Linked DNA regions of Homo sapiens: region 2 is linked to region 1. A link is an interaction called in ENCODE POLR2A ChIA-PET data of the cell type or tissue named here. Cell type or tissue: HepG2. All regions are shown on one strand. Links, peaks and the distances in the headings refer to the core of each region. The heading gives the core; the rest is flanking DNA.

What was found. Peaks named below come from ENCODE experiments on the same cell type or tissue, not always from the same donor. Only the 100,000 strongest peaks of a DNase experiment are listed, where the experiment ranks them.
Region 2: POLR2A ChIA-PET joins it to region 1 with 24 read pairs; 26 of 35 experiments call an interaction of 5 or more read pairs at or near these places.

Annotation. Positions count from the first base shown.
Region 1 is chr3:52,151,887-52,157,251 of GRCh38, reverse strand. POC1A (POC1 centriolar protein A) reads left to right here and starts at 2,829. Exons shown (of 11, transcript NM_015426.5): 1 at 2,829-2,897. The coding sequence starts at 2,880. RefSeq lists enhancers at 1,482-2,458, 2,459-3,436. In HepG2, for the core only: no CTCF peak of the experiment used is centred there; DNase peaks (open chromatin) are centred at 2,451, 2,771, 3,391 and 3,501; H3K4me3 peaks cover 2,141 bases.
Region 2 is chr3:51,979,640-51,985,004 of GRCh38, reverse strand. It overlaps ABHD14A-ACY1 (ABHD14A-ACY1 readthrough), which reads right to left. Exons shown (of 17, transcript NM_001316331.2): 4 at 847-958. ABHD14A (abhydrolase domain containing 14A) reads right to left here. Exons shown (of 5, transcript NM_015407.5): 4 at 4,377-4,612; 5 at 3,809-4,169. The coding sequence ends at 3,987. ACY1 (aminoacylase 1) reads right to left here and starts at 1,470. Exons shown (of 15, transcript NM_000666.3): 1 at 1,416-1,470; 2 at 847-958. The coding sequence starts at 940. RefSeq lists a silencer at 1,436-1,885 and an enhancer at 3,339-3,840. In HepG2, for the core only: a CTCF peak has its summit at 2,361; DNase peaks (open chromatin) are centred at 1,584 and 2,374; H3K4me3 peaks cover 2,562 bases.

The sequences.
Region 1 (5,365 bases), core at 300-5,299:
GTTTCACCATGTTGGCCAGGCTGGTCTCGAACTTCTGACCTCAGGTGATCCACCCAACTCGGCCTCCCAAAGTGTTGGAATTACAGGCGTGAGCCACCTTGCCCAGGCTTTTTTCTTTTTCTGTTGTGGGAATTTAGCCAATTCAGAGGCCTTGTTCCCCAAACTTTGGAACTTTCCTTCAGATTTGATCAAGTCAGATATAATTCATCAACCTCAATGGGAAAAAGAATGAAACAACAAAAACAGAAACAAACAACAACAAAAAACAGTTAAGCAAAAAAAAAAAAAGTGATCGCACAATTTGTTTATTTATTTTATTTATTTTATTTTTTTTTGAGACGGAGTCTCGCCCTGTCGCCCAGGCTGGAGTGCAGGGGCTTGATCTAGGCTCACTGCAAGCTCCGCCTCCCGGGTTCATGCCATTCTCCTGCCTCAGCCTCCCGAGTAGCTGGGACTACAGGCGCCAGCCACCACGCCCTGTAATTTTTTGTATTTTTAGTAGAGACGGGGTTTCACCGTGTTAGCCAGGATGGTCTGCGATGTCCTGACCTCGTGATCCACCCGCCTTGGCTTCCCAAAGTGCTGGGATTACAGGCGTGAGCCACCATGCCGGGCTTGATCGTACAATTTATATGATTACTGAGCACTCTAATGGTAAGGAAAATTAAGACCAGCTGGTTGTTAACCTTAACTTCAGCCAAGAAAATCCCCAATTCGGCTACTTACCTAAGAACAGGTCTTAGGCTAAAGACTGCTCTCTACCATCCCAGAAGTAGGGAAAACTCAAACTTTCCTTCTCTGTTGGAAGCGAGCTCAAACTCCAGAAAGGAGTTACCTGCCTTCCATCGTCAGGGAAGCAGGAAAACCTGCCTTCCTTGTTGGAAACAAGTAAAACTCCAGAAAAAGGAGTTGTACAGTAAAATAAACTTTAGATGTTAACCAAATTTGGGAAGATCAGGAATTTTGTGGAGGGGGGCTCCCAGGCCTTAGCAAATTGTCCTGTAGATTTGAGCCATAAAGATAGCTCAAGCTGGTACCAAGCACCGATAGGAGATCTGTCAAAGGTCAGGGGCACCTCCACTCAGAATCCTTTCGTGGTTGCCAAACTGTCAACCCGAAATACCTGAGACAGGTCTCAGTCAACTTAGAAAATTTATTTTGCTAAGGTTAAGGACACACCCATGACACAGCCTCAGGAGGTCCTGACAACATGTGCCCAAGTGGCCTGGGCACAGCATGGTTTTATACATTTTAGGGAGACAAAATACATCAATCAATACATGTAAGATTTACATTGGTTTGATCTGGAAGGACAAGACAACTCGAAGTGGGAAACTTCCAGGTCATTGGTAGATTTAAACATATTCTGATTGGCAATTGGTTGAAATAATTATTATCAGTAGAAAGGGATATCTCGGTTAAGATAAGGGGTTATGGAGACCAAGGTTTTACCATGCAGATGAAGCCTCCAGGTAGCAGGTTTCAGAGAAAATAGATCGTAAATGTTTCTTATCAGACTTAAGGTTTTTGTTGATGTTAATGCTGGAGGGTATAATGAGGCATGTCCAACCCCCACTTCCCATCATGGCCTGAACCACTCTTTCAGGTTAAATTTGAGTGCCCTGGCCAAGCAGGGAGTCTATTCAGATGGTTGCTGGTGGCCTTCAAATTTTATTTTATATATATATATATTTTTTGAGACGGAGTCTCCCTCTGTTGCCCAGGCTGGAGTGCAGCGGCAACATCTAGGCTCACTGCAATCTCTGCCTCCGGAGTTCGAACAATTCTCCTCCCTCAGCCTCCCGAGTAGCTGGGTTTACAGGCGCGTGCCACCACGCCCGGCTAATTTTTGTATTTTTAGTAGACATGGGGTTTCACCATGTTGGCCAGGCTGGTCTCATACTCCTGACCTCAGGTGATCCACCCACCTCGGCCTCCCAAAGTGGCAAAGTGCTGAGATTACAGGCGTGAGCCACTGAGCCCGGCCTCTCCTTCTTTTAAAGACTGGGTTTCTAACAGCTTCTGAGGCCTTAAGGATCCTGACAGGGCCGGGCTGCACCACACTCCCTCGTGTTACAAATGGGGAAACCGGGGCACAGAGCAGAGGCGTTTTTCCTGAGATCACACAGCCAATCAGGGCGAGAACTGAGAATCGAACCTTGATCTCTCCACTCCATGATTGTGATTCCGAGTAACTCATGTTATTTTAAATCGACACTTGTCTTAAGAACGTTCGGACGGCGAACCACTGAGAGTTCCCGAGGGGCGAATACTCAGCTCTCAATAGGTTCCTGCGGGGAAAATCTGGCTGCGCCGGCGCGCGCGGGTGCTTTAACGCAATCTGGTTACAGCAACCCACGTGTCCTCCGCTTCCGGGATCCTTAAGGCCGTCGCTTCGGGTGGTAAAACCCGGCCCGCCCTCTTGTTGCCCAGGCTGGAATGCAATGGTGCAATCTCATGTTGGGAAGTGTAGCTCCACCTTCCTCCAGACATAGGGGCGTGGGCGGCTTGGAACTGCATTTCCCAGGAGGCTGCGCTCGCCGTTAGAGTAGCCGGACGACGGGCTGGTGGGGTGAACCCTTCATCCTGGGTCTTTTAATTTCTCAGGCGGAACGAGTGGCGGCGGACAGAGGCTTTTGGCTGCGCTGTCTGTGGGTTGTCTGGGCTTGGGGAACTGGGCACGGAGACCGTGGCGCCGGCCGCCGGTCATACAGCTCTGCTTCCAGTCGTCGGGCAAAAAGCTGAGGCGCTTCTCCTTTAATTGCGGTGGGCGGGGCGTGCCGACGCGGCCCGCGTTGCTATTGGTGGCCGTTGGGGGCGCGGAAACTGAACGGGCCGCAACGGCCACCGCAGCTGCCTTCGGCGCCGCCAGCCCCGCCATGGCTGCGCCCTGCGCGGTAAGCCCAGCCGAGAGCAACTCCCCAGGCCTCAGTCTCCCCGCTGGGACACTGGGCGCCTAATGGCCAGAGCGATGGCTGCGAGGGGCGGGCGGGGCGCCAGGTTCCAGGGTGGTCCTCTTCAGGTCCAGTTTACTGTCTGCGCAGGGGGCGCTGGGTCGGGCACTTTCTGAGCGCCTCCTGCGTGCCAGGCCCTGCGCTGGGTTTCTGGAGCGAACAAACAGGCCTCTGCCTCCATAGTTTGCATCCTAGCGAGGGACACACGACCAAGTCCCGACTCATGTGTGACCTGGGGCCGGTATCGGGCCTCTCTAGCCATTCTCCACGTCCTTAGCAGTGGGTGGCTGCGTGGGGTCTTGTTGAGGGTACACCCTGCTCCAGCAGGTAGGTACAGCAGGACGCTGGGATGCCCGGGCCTGCAGTGTGAGCGGGGCGGAGCCGCCCTCTCTGAGTTCACATTCCTCCAGAAGTCCTCATTTCGAGAGATTCCTTTGAACGGGCAAGGCCCTCTGGCTGATTGGAGAGTCAGGGAGGCTGGGTGGTAGCCTGTGATGCCCTGAGGCACTTGAGGACATGGACGGAGATTCCAGGCTAGGATACAGACCTTTTGACTCCTAATCTGGTACTCTACCTCCCTTCCTGTCCCCTCATGTATAAACCACTGTTGAGGGAGATGAGGCCCACATGCAGGGAACTACAGAGGGGAGGCGGTGTTGAGAGATACCATGGGACCTACTGGTCAGGGGTGGACCTGAACTTGCCTCTGCCCACTGAGCCTAGGGGCGGACACTCTCTTACGCATGTTCTTTCAAGAAGCTTAGGTGAGAGCAGAAGGCTCTGTTGGGGACCCTCCCCCAGCTGCTCCTCCCTCTGTTGTTGAAAGGAGACTCTGACAGGTGCGTTAGGGGTGGAGCTGGGCACAAGGCCATAGGGCCTTTGTTCTGGTTACTGCTCTGTAGGGTGGCAGTGGCTTTGCTGTGCCCCAAGGACATCCTTTCCCAGGAGGAGCCTTTGGGCTTCCTGGAGCACCCAAAATGCTTCTTTGAGGTTTCTGATACTTAGAGTAGGGGGAGATGTTTGGATGGCTGAATTATAACCCTTCAAGTGTTAAGACACAAGCTGCTATTGGATGGAGAGAGTCTCCGGAGTATTCTCTCTGGTGTTTTAACTTTATTAAGTTATTCATACACCACAGAATTCACCTTTTAAAGTGTACATTTCAGTAGTTTTTAGTACATTCACAGTGTTGTGCAACTGTAATCACTAATTCCAGAATATTTTCATCATCCCAAAAAGAAACTCCATACTCAATAACAGTCATACCATTTCTTCTCTTTCCCCATTTTCTCCCAACCCTTGGCAAACTAATATATTAATACTTTCTGTCTCTATAGATTTGACTATTCTGAACTTTTCATATGAATGGAATCAGACAAAATGTGGCCTTTGGTGTTTGACTTCTTTCACTTAGCATGTTTTCAAGGTTCATCCATGTTGCAGCAAGCATCAGCACTTCAGTCGGTTTTATGGCTGAATAATATTCTGTTGTATGAATATGCTACATTTGGTTTATTCAGTCATGTGTTGATGGATCATTTGGGTTCAATCACTTGTTGGCTATTAAGGAAAATGCTGCTCTGAACATTTGTGTACAAGTTTTTGTGTAAACCATGTTTTCAACTCTTTGGGGTATTTACCTAGAATTGCTGGGTCATTTGCTAACCACGTTTAACTACTTTATTTTTTATTTTATTTATTTATATTTATTTTATTTATTTATTTTTTGATTAGGAGTCTCACTCTGTCGTCCAGGCTGGAGTGCACTGGTGCAATCTCGGCTCACTACAACCTCCTCCTCCTGGGTTCAAGCGATTCTCCTGCCTTAGCCTCCCAAATAGCTGGGACTATAGGCGCCCACCACCACGCCTAGCTAATTTTTGTATTTTTAGTAGAGAGGGGTTTTCACCATGTTGGCCAGGCTGATCTTGAACTCTTGACCTCAGGTAATCTGCCCGCCTTGGCCTCCTAAAGTGCTGGGATTACAGGCGTGAGCCACTGTGCCCGGCTAACTACTTTTTTTTAGTCAGGGTCTTGCTCTGTTGCCCAGGCTGGAGTGCAGTGATGTGATCACAGCTCACTGCAACCTTGAACTCCTGTGCTCAAGCAGTCCTCCCACCTCACCCTCCTGAGTAGCTGAGAATACAGGCATGAGCCACTACGTGTGGCTAATTCTTTAATTTTTTTGTAGGGTCAGGGTCTTGCTGTGTTGCCCAGGTTGGTCTTGAACCCCTGGCTTAAAGTGATCCTCCTGCCTCAGCCTCCCAAAATGTGGGGATTACAGGTGTGAGCCACTTCACCTGACCTATGTTTAACTTTTTGAGGAACTGCCAAATTACTTTCTATAGTATCTGTGTTTTTTGTTTGTTCGTTTGTTTGTTTGTTTTTAAAGATTTTTTTTTTTTTCTGGG
Region 2 (5,365 bases), core at 231-5,230, 170 kb after region 1:
GATGTCTGGACACAGGGTTGGAGGAAGGTGTTATCTTCCTTAAATATGGGAAACTATGGCACAGAGACATGAAGAGATTCACCCACCATCTCTCAGCTGATTAATCACAGAGGAGGAATTTGGACCCATGTACACAATTCCCAGCCACTAAGTTTTTTTTTTTTCTTTTCCTTTTTTTTTTTTTTTTTTTGAGACAGGGTCTCACTCTGTCACCAAGGCAGGAGTGAAGTGGTGCGATCTCGGCTCACTGCAGCCTCAACCTCCCAGGCTCAAGCGATCCTCCCACCTCAACCTCTGGAGTAGCTGGGACTACAGGTGTGCCACCATTCCTGACTAATTTTTGTATTTTTTCTGTAGAGACAGAGTCTTGCCATGTTGCTCAAGCTAGTCTTGAACTCCTGGGCCCAAGCAATCTGCCAGCCTCAACCTCCTGAAGTGCTGGGATAACAGGCAGGAGCCACCTCCCAGGCCCTAGCCACCAAGCTTGACTCCCTAAGGGCTGTGGCCTTTGTCCAGCCCCAGTGGGCTTCTGGAGGGCCTCTCCTTTCCCTGTGGCTGCCTCAGGCTTCCCCCACCACTCCTGCCCTGGAGAGTGAGGTGAAGTTTTTCTTTAACCAGCTGCCAGGAGTAACCTTGGTCAGCAGCAGAGTCTCTGGGGAAAGGGTTCCTCCCTAACCTGGAGGGGCTGCCTCAGTCTATTTACTTGGGGAATGGCTGGAGGGGTTGGGGAGCCATTTGGGACAGCAGAGTGGGGCTCAGCTGGGTGACAGGGGTTGGAGGCTGGTTTAGAGCACAGTCCCCGTCCCTTAGGCCCCGTCACAGGCTCTGGAACCACCGTCTTCTCACCATAGTCAGGCTTGGGCTGGACAGTGCGGATACGCAGGTACTGGCGGAAGAGCGTCACCGATGGGTGCTCCTCCTCGGGACCCTTGCTGGTCATGGCGCTGCGCGTGGTGAGCTGGGGGCAAAGTGAATGGCTAACTACCCCTCCAAGACCCTGGAAATGGTGAGCTCCTGCACACAGCCTGTCCCCACGGCGGCTCCCGGACTTCCCACAGGGGTAGGATACCGTGTTTCGGAGCCCCCATTAAGGAGCACCCATTCTGTTTCAGGCGCTGGGCTGTCTGCTTCCAGCACATTTCCTTATTTAATCCCCAAAAGAGCCCCATGAAGTTTGTGCTCAGAATGCCCACTTTACAGAGGAGAAAGCTGAGAGGCTCAGAGAGGTTCAAGGACAGCTCATAGAGTAGCTGAGCAAGGTTTGAACCCAGACTTGTACTCCCCCCGCCCTCCTAAAAAAAAAAAAAGGCAAAAACAAAAACAAAAAACAAACAAGAAAAACCCCAACGCCTCCCAGTTGCCCGGCTTTCAAGCCACGGAGCCCCAGTCCCTCTATCCCTCCCCAGGGCCCCCACCTCACTCTCCTGTCGCTGGGCTCACGCTCGCCTCTCAGCGCCCTTCCCTGACTGTGGCCTGGACTTAGGGTCCAGCGAGGTCGCCTGCGAGGTCGCAGGCTCAGGACCGCCCCGGTCCGCCCACCACGTGGCCGAGGCCGGATGTCGGGGCGGAGACCGAAGACCGTCAGTGAGGGCCGTCCCGGCGCCAGCGGCCGCGTCGGCGCGGATGTCCCCGCCCGCCTCTGGTTCGGGCCTCAGCGAGATTACTGGAGGATTAGATCCGGATCCCGTCCCCGGGCAGCGGCCGCCGCGGCCAGCGCCGCCCCGCGAGTTGCGAGCTCCGGGCTGGCCCTGCTCTGACAGGCTCGCCCCGCCCCACACGACACGCCTGCCACTCCTGCCCCCAGGTATGCGCCGGGAGCTCAGGACGGTCCCGTCCCCTAAGGGCGCCTCCTCCTTCAGCCCCCGGATAGGGCGGGAGGAAAGGGGGCCGCCCCGAGGCTCTCAAGATGCAGAGCTGCAAAGCCCTGGGCCTGCGCCCTCGCCCTCCTCGGCAAGTCTCCAACGGCTCCCCACTGCAGGCCTCAGCCCCTCGGGGAGGTCCTCCCTGACGCCTCAGCTCCACTTGTACTGAAGTTATTGGCCAATGTCTGTCTGCCCACACTGAACTCCAGGAGGCTGTGAGCTCCACTTCCTGCAAGGTTCTGCCCGGGGCCGTGCCGAGCCCGGACAGTGCCTAGAATGGGAATGAATGCATGGACAAGAGCACGTGTGACGGTTTAAGCGTGCCACTGCGTGTGCAGTCTATCAGTGGATATGATTGTGTATGTGACAGTGTGAGATGGTGGGTGGGTGTGATGAAGTCACTGTGAATGGATGTAATTGTGACCCTGGATGGACAGTGTGAGGAAACTGGCTCTTCTGCAGCCACCAGAGGGGGAGGCTAAACAGGCACAGGTGTACCACTGGCCCCCTGCAGGCCACAGCTGCAGTTGCCCACTTGTGCCCCAGCTGCCCTTTGTACTCCCAGCCAGGTCTGCCCTCTGCTCCAGGGGCTGAGTCAGCTTGGGGAAGGGTGAGGGACAAAGACTTCAATCTCTAGGCCAAGGAGGCACGCTGTGGGAAGGGTTCTGTCCCACCTTTCCTGAGGTTTAAGTCTTGGCTGCTCACACATAACATGGGGGCAAATGGACTTTAACTCATAACAATGCTGGATAATTCTTTATTTAGTTATTTTTTTGATACAGAGTCTCACTCTGTCATGCGGGCAAATAGATTTTAACTCACAACAATGCTGGCTAATTATTTACCTATTTATTCATGCGGGCAAATAGACTTTAACTCATAACAATGCTGGCTAATTATTTAGCTATTTATTTTTTTGAGATGGAGTCTCACTCTGCTGCCCAGGCTGGAGTGCAGTGGCTCCTTCTCGGCTCGCTGAAAACTCCGCCTCCTGGGTTCAAGTGATTCTCCTGCCTCAGCCTCCAGAGTAGCTGGGATTACAGGTGCGTGCCACCACGCTGGGCTAATTTTTGTATTTTTAGTAGAGACAGGGTTTGTCATGTTGGCCAGGGTGGTCTTGAACTCCTGACCTCAGGTGATCCACCCGCCTTGGCCTCCCAAGGTGCTGGGATTACAGATGTGAGCCACAGTGCCCAGCTAATGCTGGTTTTTTTTTTTTTTTTTTTTTTTTTTTTTTTTTTTTTTTTTGAGACGGAGTCTCACTCGCTTTGTCACCCAGGGTGGAGTGCAGTGGTGTGATCTCGGTCTTGGCTCACTGCAAGCTCCGCCTCCCGGGTTCACACCATTCTCCTGCCTCAGCCTACTGAGTAGCTGGGACTAAAGTCACCCGCCACCACGCTCGGCTAATTTTTTGTATTTTTAGTAGAGACGGGTTTTCACCGTGTTAGTCAGGATGGTCTCGATCTCCTGACCTCGTGATCCGCCTGCCTCGGCCTCCCAAAGTGCTGGGATTACAGGTGTGAGCCACTGCGCCCGGCCAATGCTGGCTAATTGTTAAATCGCGTTCCCCATACCCTCTAGGTTCCTGACTTCCTTGGCTTGGCTGTCCAGACCCTGGATTTCCCACCAATCCCTGTGGTCATGCAGCAGCAGTAATACACCCCGCCTCCCACCAGCAATTCCCCAGCCTTATGTGGCCAAGTACTCAGTTATCCAGACTCATTCAGTCCTATAACCACCCTCCAACCTAGGTGTTGCCATCATACCCGTTTTACAGATAAGGAAACTCAGGCACAGAGTGGTGAGGCCAGGCACTTAGGAAGTGGCGCATTCTTAGCCTTCTCAGACTGCTGGACATCCCCTCCAGCTCCCAGGCCCAAAGTAGTCCCAGACTTGCCTCCCACTCCCGTCTTTCCCACAGCACACCAGGAAACGGAACCTGTCACTTCCCAGGCAGGACAAATATGCTTTTTTATTGTGTCTGTGAGATGAAATGAGGAGTCCTGGCTGGGTCTGACCCTGGCCTCTGGCCTCCAATCCCAGAGGCTGTCTCCCTGGTTCAGGGAGGGTGGCGGTCCAGACTGTCCAAGCTCATGCCAGGCTGGGAGCTGGGAGTGGGTTAGTTCAAGGTAGATGGTCAAGGAAGGCAAGCAGGACAAGGTGGAAGTCTTGCGGCTTGTGGAGGTAACAGGCATGGCCTGCATTGCGTAGCTTCACCACAGAGTGGTTGGGCAGGTGGCGGAGCTGCCGCAGTGACTCTCGAGCCAGGATGTGGTCCAGCTCTCCATACAGGATAAGGGTTGGAGTCTGCAGGGCAAGGCAGGGGGCTGTGATCTTGGGGCCTGATGAGTTTCTGACCCCCAAGCCACTTCCTAGGAAGCCTTCCCCAACACCATCCAACTCTTCCATCCAAGGTCAGGGATAAGGCCATGTCCCTCCAAGTAAGACTTGAGTCCTGAACCCCCCCAAGCCACAGACAGGGTGCCAGGACCTTTGAGATCCTTCTCCCAGTACCTTCACAGCCCAGAATTGCTCCTGGGTGTAGTTCTGGGTGGAGGTGGGTGCGATGGGCACAAATCCATGTAGCTGGTGGTGGCCTCGCATCAGGAAGGGCAGGGCATAGTGGCCACTCAGCGAGGGGCTCACCAACACGGCATTCTGTACCTCCAGGTCCCGCAGCGCCCGCTCCAGCAGCGCTGCCCGCCCTGCCTCTGTGCTTGCCTCCTTTGAAGGTGCCGAGTTCCCAAAACCTAGGAACAGCAGCAGGTACCAGCTGAGGGGCACTGGGAAGGGGCACAGGACTTCCTGCCCACCACAGTGGGGGAAAAAGTTGGGGACCACTGGCACTGGCACACACTACCTAAAACTGCCCAGAAGCTATTTTCTGGTAATGTAATATGCCTGTTAGAAAAGCATATCTTGGCCGAGAGTGGTGGCTCACGCCTGTAATCCCAGCACTTTGGGAGGCCGAGGCGGGCAGATCACGAGGTTAGGAGATCGAGACCATCCTGGCTAACACGGTGAAACTCCGTCTCTACTAAAAATACAAAAAATTAGCCAGGCGAGGTGGCGGGCACCTGTAGTCCCAGCTACGCAGGAGGCTGAGGCAGGAGAATGGCATGAACCCCGGGGGGCGGAGCCTGCAGTGAGCCGAGATCATGCCACTGCACTCTAGCCTGGGCGACTGCGAGACTCTGTCTAAAAAAAAAATAAAATAAAATAAAAAATAAATAATACCCAGTGTTGGGGGAGACATGGGGAAATGGGCACTTTCATACATGACAGATGGGAAGATAAATCCATATAGTGTTTTTGGAGGGTGAGATAGTAGTTATCTAAATTTAAAAATGCATGTCCTGGCAGCTGGGCGCGGTGGCTCATGCCTGTAATCCCAGCACTTTGGGAGGCCGAGGTGGCGGATCATGAGGTCAGGAGTTTGAGACCAGCCTGACCAACATGGTGAAACCCTGTCTCTACTAAAAATACAAAAATTAGCCAGGCAT